2 separate regions of the Homo sapiens genome follow, and region 1 is linked to region 2. Evidence: chromatin contacts called from ENCODE Hi-C or POLR2A ChIA-PET data. All regions are on one chromosome and are shown on one strand. The core of a region is the stretch at or near the end of the contact, and the rest is flanking DNA. Distances in the headings are between cores, read along the strand shown. Region 1 has its middle 120 kb from the start of RIPOR2. Region 2 overlaps RIPOR2 (RHO family interacting cell polarization regulator 2).

Region 1 (5,038 bases), core at 2,074-4,573, 170 kb before region 2:
TCACTCGCTCCTTCCAAGACTCACATCACTGCATCTGCTTAGCAGTGCCTAAGTCACATGAGGAGCTTGAGCTGCAAGTGAGTGTGGAGAATGAGTTTCCCCTACTACAGGGCAGGAAGACGCACGAGAAGAGGGAATGGAATTGGGCAAGCCAGTCTGTAGTTCTGCTTCACCATCTTGAGATGAATCTATGGCATTAGATATAGAAAAGAAGCATGGGAAAATTGGAAAGCACTGTAAGATATAAACATGGGAATTTGGCAATGTTCATCCAATGCTATCCAGGAGAGATGTCCCAGTGAGACAAATGTGCAGTCCTCTCCACAAGTAAGCCCTAAAAAGAGGAGAAGGAAACTTTGGGCCATTATAACTTGATGTAGAGTGATCAATTGTCCCAGTTTGCCTAGGACTGAGGGGTTTCCTGGAATGACTAGGAAAGTCTTGGGCAGACCAGGACAAACTGGTTACCCTAAGTCAATGACAAGAACCATCAGCATCCAACAACTAGACTTGGTTCAGATTCCACTCTCACTAAGCACATTTTGGATTGTGATTTGGACTTCCAGGTGTGTGGGAGATAATGCCTCAAAAACCTTTAGCACAAAGTCTGGTGTATAGTAAGCACTCAATAAATGCTTATATTTTTGTATTTTTAAAAGTTTGTTTCATTTTAAAATACGTTGGCCAGTTAACTGAAATGTTTAATTTTTCTTGGTAGTTTTTCTTCCTTTTTTACACGCCAGCATATTTTCTTTCGGATGTGGGTGTACATTGTTCTGTTGAGATTTTGCTTAGTTCGCGAGGTAGTTCCTGGTGATAGGTCTTGTCTTGGTGCCTTGGGTCGTAGGCACACTCTGGACCACACCTTAGAGTGTGAAGTCTCCATTAAGGCTTTCTCCCCTCTCTGAGGCTCTAAGTGGCAGCTACTGTTCTCTTCGGATATCACCTTACTTTGATCCATTTCCATGGCAACACCCTGTGGTATGAATGAGTATCTACCATACTTCCTGCTCAAGCCAGCTGTGGTGAAGGGAGGAAGCCTGAGAACTGTGGTCTCCTGAAGAGGAAGGGCACCCAAGTGGTGAAGGAGGCCCACGATGCCAAGGCTAGCTTCTCTTTCTTTACTGCAACTAGAAAGGCTGTGCTTCCTCCAGCAGTGGCCTCCCCTCAGGCCTGCCTTTGGGAACAGGCTGCACCCTCTGTTCCCAACCTTCCCTCCTTCTTTCATCCCATTCATAACGGTATGTCGTCTTCCCTCACAGCCTTTGCTCTTGTGTGTCTTTGGCCAAGAATGCCCTTCTCTTCACTCCTCTCCACTCCTGGATTCATTCCCCATCTTTCAAAGTATCGCTCAAACGCCACCTCCTCCCCAAACCTGCCTTGAGTTTCCTCCTCCTGTCAGAATTGGTTCTCCATCTTCTGGGTGCCTAAATGACTTACTGCTGCTGCTCTGACACCAATCACATTGTATCTGGTAGTATAGTGACAAGTTGTCTCTCCGTATCTGTGGGGAATCAGTTCTAGACCCCTGAGGACACCAAAATCCTCAGATGCTCAATCCCTGATATAAACTAGTGTAGTATTTGCATGTAACCTGCGCACAACCTACCATATACTTTAAATATCTCTTGATTGCTAATAATACCTAATACATATAAATGCTGTGTCCTTATACTGTATTGCTTTTCAATTTGTATTATTTTTATTGTGGTTTTATTATTTTTTATTTTTTCAAACCTTTTTTTTTTTTTTTTTTTTTGAGACGGAGTCTCACTCTTCCGCCCAGCCGGACTGCAGTGGTGCGATCTCGGCTCACTGCAAGCTCCGCCTCCCGGGTTCATGCCTTTCTCCTGCCTCAGCCTCCCGAGTAGCTGGGACTACAGGCGCCCGCCACCGCGCTCAGCTAATTTTTTGTATTTTTAGTAGAGATGGGGTTTCACCGTATTAGCCAGGATGGTCTCGATTTCCTGACCTCATTATCCGCCCACCTCGGCCTCCCAAAGTGCTGGGATTACAGGCGTGAGCCACCACGCCCAGCCTTTTCAAATATTTTTAACTGAGGTTGGTTGAATCCTAGTATGCAGAAGTCACAGATATGGAGGGCCACCTGTATTGTGTATCTTCTACATTCTCCATTGGATTTTAAGCTCCCAGGATAAAGGGTATCATTCATCTTTGTATGCCCAGTGCCTACTACATTTTTAAAAAGTGAATTGAATTAACCTCATAAGGAAGAAACCTTTAGACTTCTTGGACAATTTTCCTCAAGTAGGCTGGACACTCTCATGAGTCAAGGTGCCTTGGCAGAGATGTCAAGGAGAAAAGACCCCTTATTGTTCCTTTCTTTATCTCCCTTCAATTGCTTCCTCCTCCATCCTAAAAATGTATAAGAATAGATGTTACTCTAATCAGATGTCCCTTTGGGAACAAGCTGCATGAAACTTTTGAGAATCTCTGGTTTCATAGCACAAGTTTTAAAAGATGGTCTTTGTTATGCTGGTTGCTCACACATAAAATACAATGTTTAAAACATTGGTGAAAAACACATATATTTTATAACTGGGAAGTCTGGTTTGCAATGGTTTGTGAATATGGAAAGAGCCCTGAGCTATGAGTCAGAACTATTAATAATGCCTTAGGAACTAACTAGCTTTGTGGCTGTTGACAAGACATTTCTCCTCCTGAGGCTCTGTTCCCTCTACCATGAAACGAAGGTATGGGGCAGTGATGTCTGAGGTCTCATTGGCTCTGAAGTTCTGGGAGATTCTGATTTCATGGTTTACTTATAGGTAAAAAGAAGAGAAGCTGCCTTCGGGTGGTGGAGTCTTTAACCCACTTCTCTTCTGCCGAGACTGAAAAGGATCCAAATCTCATGGCATTAAGGTCAAAGAAAAAGTGACTTTTTAAAACTAAGTATAATAAGGAAATATTTCTCCTCTACATCTAGATATTTCTCCAGAGGGAGCTCACCACAAAAGTTAAACAGATCACTACTTTAAAAATGTTTTTCTGTTTAAATCAGGGCTGTTCCGTTGGGGCTGATTTAATCAAGAGAGAAAACAGACCTCTCTCTTGTCTCTACTCTGACTCATAAAGGCAACTCTGCTCCACTGATGTCAATTGGTCACTATTTGCATAATAAGTTATTCTAAAAGTTAAAATATCAGGCCCTTAATCACAGAAGAAAGGAAGACTTTTCAGTGAGGCCTTCCAGTGATTGCAGATTTAGAGGGCTCTTGGGACAGCCACTGGGTGGCTAAATTAGTAAGTTGACACCTAGTTACTGTTGATAGGAACAGGAAGCAGGGAAATTCTGCGCAGAAGAGGGCAGTTCCCTGGGTAGGTCCCCACTCTCAAGCTGAAACTCTTGATACTGCAGCCCAAAGTGAGAACTTACATCCCTGCTTTCCTGCTCAAATGTTGCCCTTTCCAAAACCACCCATAACCCACCCTGCCCCTCATTCTGTGCCCATAAAAACCCCAGGCTTGGCCAGCAGAGAAAGGAGAAGCAGCTGGACAACGAGGACTATGGTTGGAAGTTGGAGAGAAGCAGCTTGACTTCAGAGGGACAGCTTGATGGCATAGCTTCAGAGAGGAGTCTGACTGGGGATAGCCAGACTTCAGGGGAAGATTACCTTCCTGCTCCATCCCCTCTTTGGCTCCCCTTCCTGCTGAGAGCCACGTTCATTGGCAATAAAGTCCCCTGCATTTACCATCTTCAACTTGTTTGTGCAACCTCGTTCCTCCTGGATGCCGGACAAGAACTTGGGTGCCATGAGTGTGGTTGCAAAAGGCTATCGTGCTGATGCTCCACTGAGCTATTAACACTTAAGCTGTCTGCAGATGGCAAAGCTAAAAGGGCACTGTAACACTCCTTCTGGGCCTTCAGAGGTCGCAGGCGCCAGATGCTGCCTCGGGACCTGCACAGAGTTTTGCTCCTGCTAGTGCCTAAAAGCACTTGCCCCACCTCCTGCACCTGCTCACCTGTGTGCTCCCCATCCCATGAGTGAGTGGAATTCACCCCTGCTGGTGCTGAAGTGGCTGGCTAGTTCCAGCACCCCTGCACTCCAGTTTCCGCCCATTAAGGGGTCAGGGAAATATCATAGTTATTTCTGTATCTGTTTCTCCAGGCAGTGTCTAGATTTCTATCTTCTGAAGCTTAAACTCAATGCATAGGAACTTTCTTTTATGCCTAGGTGATGAGCCACTCAAACTAGACTCCTGGGTGTTGTAAATCAAAAATAAAATTCTAAGCCCCCTAACCATCTGAACAGAACCCTCCTCTTAGCCAAGGGCATTCCAAAGTTAACCTGAAAAACTAGTTCAGGCCATGATGGGAAGGGGGTGTCAGACCTGCCTCATTAAACTCTCCTCCCTTTTGGAATTCAGGAAAAGCTGACCAGCATTAACATCAACACAGACCTTAAAGCTGATAAGAAACATTTACAATCTATTCTCTGCTACCCAGAGGCTTCATCTGTATGATAAAATTATGGTCTCCACAACTTTTCATCATAACCCAGACATTTCTTTTCTATTGATCCCAGGTCTTTAGATAAACTCAATTGTCAACCACAAAAATTTTAAATCTACCTGTAACCTGGAAGCTCCACCCCAACTTTGAGTTGTCCTGCCTTTCTGGACTGAACCATTGTATAGCTTCAATGTATTAGATTGATGTCTCATGTCTCCCTAAAATGTATAAAACCAAGCTGTGCCTTGACCACCTGGGGCACATGTTCTCAGGATCTCCTGAGGGCTGTGTCATAGGACATGATCATTCATATTTGGCTCAGAACACATATCTTCGAATATTTTACAGAGTTTGATTCTTTTCATCAACAAGTAGGAGGCAGAATCAGGTGGGTCAGTTGTTGGTTTGAATGTGGGACATAAGGGCTAGGAAGCAAGGAGTAGCACCTAGGGCACTGTCTTGAGCAACTGGGTAGAAGGTCATCAAGACAGGAAATGCTGGTGAAGCCAGTTTGGGAGGGAGAAAGAGAAGGAAGGAGAGAGGGCAGTAATGGGCTGTGTCTGA
Region 2 (4,744 bases), core at 1,120-3,619:
TTACTCAGTGTGGGGGAGGAAATGTATATAAATACATATGTGCAAATTAGTCTCATAGGATTTGGGAAAAAATAATGTGTGTGTGTGTGTGTATTTGGAGGAGGAATGACAAAGTAAAATGTGGCAGATGTCGACGAATGAATCTGGGTGAAGGGTAGATGAGAACTTTCTGTACTTTTCCTGCAACTTTTCTGTAAGCTTCAAATTATTTCAAAATCAAAATCTTTTTTGTAAAATTGACTTTTGAACTGCACATCCCAGGTACTCATATTTATAGTCCTTATGAATCCATGCTTTTCAATTACCTAAAAATTGCTATCTTCAAAAAGATGCTAGTTTCTAGCTTCCTTAGCATTACCTAAACTTGCCTGGCTATTCCTGTCTTATGTATCTCCCTCTCTTTTGAGAAAATTCCTTATTATTTAAATTATTATTAACAGCTAGGCTTATTAAACACCTACTACATACCAGGTCTTATGTATATTATCTCATTTGCACCTTACAAAAATCCTCTGAAATGTTAATCCTTTTATATAAATGAGAAAACTGGGATTCAGGGAAGTTAAATAATGTGCAAAAGTTCAAACAGCTGTAGCTGTAGAACCCAAACTGAGTGCAGATTTGTCTGACTCTGGATTCCACGTTCTTATTGTCTCTGCTGTGTTGCTTTCCTTGGAAGATTAAGAAATAGGTACCACTTTGGCCGGACATGGTGGCTCACACCTGTAATTCCAGCACTTTGGGAGGCCGAGGCAGGAGGATTGCTTGAGCCCAGGAGTTTAAGACCAGCCTGGCCAGCATAGCAACATCTCGTCTTTACTAAAAATCAGAAGGATTAGCTGGGTGTGGAGGCACATGCCAGTAGTCCCAGCTACTCGGGAGGCTGAGGCAGGAGGATCGCTTGAGCCCAGGAGATTGAGGCTGCAGTGAGCTATGACTGAGTCATTGCAATCCATCCCTCCAGCCTAGGCAACAGAGCAAGACTCTGTCTCAAAAAAACAAAAAAACCCAGAAATAGGTACCACTTCAAATTTTACGCTGTTATTTCTTACATGAAAAATTGTCTCCAATCCGCTTTATGTATACTCATGTTATCTTCAATTAAATTGTTAAAATTTTTAAAAGCAGAGCTCAGTCTTAGGTTGTCTTTGGATCTTGGACAACACATAGCATCCTGCCAGCGCTGAGCATATAATATATACTTAATAATTATATTGATTGATGGAGTCTTAGAAAACACGGAAAGAAAATTATCATATCACTTTCCAGAGATTCTGAAAATTAAGTTTCTTTTTTTCAAGTGAGTTAAAACTAAGTATTCATTATAATAATCTGTGGTTTCTCAAGCACTTTGCCTTTTGTAAAGCACTTCGTCGTTTTCTCTGTGTTTTAAAGCAGAAATCCAGCCATCTACAGAGATGGTGGAAAGTCAGTCTACATGTCCAAGTAGTCTCCTGATTGTTAGATTGGATGAAGCTTTGATTTCAATTGAACCTTACAATGCTTGCCTGTTAAAATGGGGAGGAATTACTTCCTTTACTCTACAGATACAGTGTGAGGTTCACTGAGTTTAGGACTTGCCCAAAAGGCCAGTTAGAACATCTGGCCCTGGTTCTTCCATCCCCTTGCTGAGGAGTGAGGCTCTGTTGAGTTGTTCTACACTTTTTTTTCATCCGTTCACGTCAGTTGTCTTAGTCAAGCAGTGTATCACACATGCATTCATCACTGGGTTAGCAAACAATGTTGACAACTGAGAAGCAAATATTAGCATTACTTTGATTTCTTAATTTATTTATTTTTATTTTATTTTATTTTTGAGATGGAGTCTCGCTCTGTCGCCCAGGCTGGAGTGCAGTGGCACGATCTCGGCTCACTGCAACCCCCACCTCCCGGATTCACGCCATTCTCCTGCCTCAGCCTCCCGAGTAGCTGGGACTACAGGCACCCACCACCACGCCTGGCTAATTTTTTGTATTTTTAGTAGAGGCGGGGGTTTCACCATGTTAGCCAGGATGGTCTCGATCTCCTGACCTCATGATCCGCCCGCCTCAGCCTCCCAAAGTGCTGGGATTACAGGCGTGAGCCACCGTGCCGGGCCTGCTTTGATTTACTTTAAAGCAGCCATATTTTTTAAAGGCCAATGACATAAATATATTTACTTTTTAAAAAAGATTAGTCAACTGCTCTGTAATAGGTACCTTGTAACCATATAATAAGCAGACGTGTATCTTTAGTTTTCATCTTAAATAATTATTTTGCATAGCAGGCTATTTACATCTGGCCCACATGCCTCTTTCAGACAAGTCAATTATACATCTGCTTTTGACCACGATGTGGGGGAGCATAAACAGGATGGCATTGTTAGGGGAAAAAGAAAGGAAGAACCCAAATCGGGCATGAAGAAATGACTCAGAAAGTGCAGTGAGGGCAGGTGTTACATCTTATGAAGCCTCGCTGGGAGACAGGATCAAATCACGAAAGCAACTCTCAGCTGGTTGCTTACTGATTCAGCTTTTCCAAGTCCTGATTTCTTGGCACTTCCTCTTGCAGAAGGAATGATGACTTTTTCTAGAAATTGGTAGTGATTTTTTTTAAACAGCTTTATTGATGTACAATTCACATACCATAAAATTTACTCATCTTAAGTGGACAGTTTGAGTTTTAGTAAATTTATACATTTGTGCTACCATCATCCATGATTTGCTTTTAGAACACTTCCACCACCCCCAAAACCTCTCTCTGCTTCCTTGCCTGCTCCCGTCCCTGGCCTCAGGCAAACACTTGAATTGATTGTGGAATTTTTTTACTTTTGCCAGCATGTCACCCCAGCTACAGCCAACTGATCTATGGGTCAATTGTCTTGTCTCAGAGGGGTTGGTCTCAGTCTAGCTTATGGAGATGGCATAGCTTTGTAAGTGTGACAACTATTGGTTTCCAAGTTGACGTTTGGCCCCCATGAGAAATGCCTTGGCGAGAACTGAGATATCCTTACTCATGTCATTCAGAAATCACAGATGTGTCTCATATTTTCTATCAGTAAGGCTCTCTCAGAATTGCCTGTTTGTATTCTTAATTCGATAGAAGGTTTGGTTAAATTTTTAAAAAAGGAAAACACCATAAGGGTTAAGACAGTAGCATCTAGCTATTGTATTTTCGTTTTAATTTCATGATGTTTGATGTCCTGCAACTCAAGCATGCACAAATGATCACGTGGTCTCTTGTTTCCCATAGAAAAGCCCTGGTCTCATCCTTGCAGGGGTTTCCTTTAGCCTCTGGCCAAACTGCCATATCTGAAAAATCAGAAATAAAAGGCACATGTAATGCGGACTCATTAGTTTTCCTCTTATTATTCAAAGGAGCACATGGAATATGGGGTAGACTTGAGTATCCTTTTAAAGATAGCTTTGTTAAAAAGCTAATTGATAGCCCCCTCGGCATAGCTTTAAAAAAAGAATCCGATAGAAAAAGCAGGATACAAAATTTTGCATGCAATATGCTCAAATTATTATGCTTTATATGAGAAGGGAAGAGCTAGAGAAAATTTAACAGAACAAAATTCCCCCGGTGGTTGTCTTTGGATGATACAAACGGTATGGTTCTTCTCTCCTTCTCCCTACACTGCCTCCTTTCTACTTTCTGTGTTTTCCTAATACAGGAGAGGGCTTTTGTGCTTGTAAAAACTAAAAATAATGTACTGAATCATATTTCCTTTAATGAGTCTCAGTATTCTTAACTCTAACAATAAATATTAGCATTCCTTCTAGCTGAGTAGTCAATTTGCCCAGTTGCCTTACAGGTTAATCAATGCCTCCAGCACTTCTACTCTGAACAAGTGAGTTTGAAGATTCACACCTGGCAGATGTTGAAAGGAGGTCGGCCACTGGCCTGACAACCAGGATTCTTACTTTAATATATATATCTAGCCTTACCTGTCTCGTAGTGAAATTGCTGAAATTTGAAGAGAGGCTTGCTAACTCAAGCTAATCAAACACACATGAAAACATGAGCCAGAATGCCAGTTCATAAAAATATAGGGAGAAGTAGAACCATCACCTAGACTGGACATTCCAAACATTTCCCCGTCACTTTTACTACTTCTACTGGTGGCACTACCATGAGCTGCACTTTAGGGCCTGCTGCATGGGCCTGCCACATGACAGATGTCCTTCATCACCCATCTTCCAAACAGCCCTCCAAGATTGATTCCTGTCCTTTATTCTTAAGAGACAGGTTATCTCCAAGTTCTCCAAGGAGGTGCAAATTCTTCCCCCAAACTGCAATCATATTCCACCCTTTATTTCTGGTCCAATCAGAGCCTGAGACCTGATGGGTGAGGGGAAATCCCTTGTTCTCTTTTTATCTGCTTCAGCCCCCTTCTATCTTCAGATTCAGTGTTCTTGTCCAAAAACCGCCTGCTGATTTGATGAGCTACCTTCTAATTTAAACAGACACCAGGTGTTTGGGTCAGGTGGTCGCTCATAGCATCCACCAAAGTCCAGTGTACCTGTATCACAGCATTCATACAAGAACATGTAAAATCTTATACTTATTATAATTTCAAAAGACCCTGATATGTGTTTAATTGGAACTTAACACTGCATAGTCAGAGAAAAGGCAGTGATTTTCATTGTATGAAGAAACTGGGACGAGAAACAGCTGTGGCTTTCAGGGTTCTGTGCCTAGAGGCTCAGCTCAGAATGGCAGGATTTGTTCAACTCTTAGTCAAGGTGCTTGGGATTCCTTC

The links. A loop is a pair of places that touch in the nucleus more often than their neighbours do. ChIA-PET counts read pairs that join two places held with the same protein, here RNA polymerase II (POLR2A). Pooled maps may share reads with other maps.
Region 1: a loop to region 2 is called in a pooled map, with 2.4 times the contacts of the local background. The contact joins two enhancer-like sites. A Hi-C loop is called at or near these places in 7 of 50 pooled maps. POLR2A ChIA-PET finds 5 or more read pairs at or near these places in 2 of 52 experiments (WTC11 and activated B cell).

Annotation. Positions count from the first base shown.
Region 1 is chr6:25,052,301-25,057,338 of GRCh38, reverse strand. No RefSeq gene overlaps it. Among named protein-coding and RNA genes, the nearest start is that of RIPOR2, 120 kb to the right of the region's middle. RefSeq lists enhancers at 754-813, 954-1,083, 3,064-3,233. Within about 2 kb of position 3,323, at least 6 of the 41 ENCODE cell types and tissues checked have a DNase peak (open chromatin) inside an H3K27ac peak, as active enhancers do.
Region 2 is chr6:24,881,481-24,886,224 of GRCh38, reverse strand. The region is part of intron 1 of RIPOR2 (RHO family interacting cell polarization regulator 2); the gene reads left to right. Among named protein-coding and RNA genes, the nearest start is that of RIPOR2, 52 kb to the left of the region's middle. Within about 2 kb of position 2,369, at least 6 of the 41 ENCODE cell types and tissues checked have a DNase peak (open chromatin) inside an H3K27ac peak, as active enhancers do.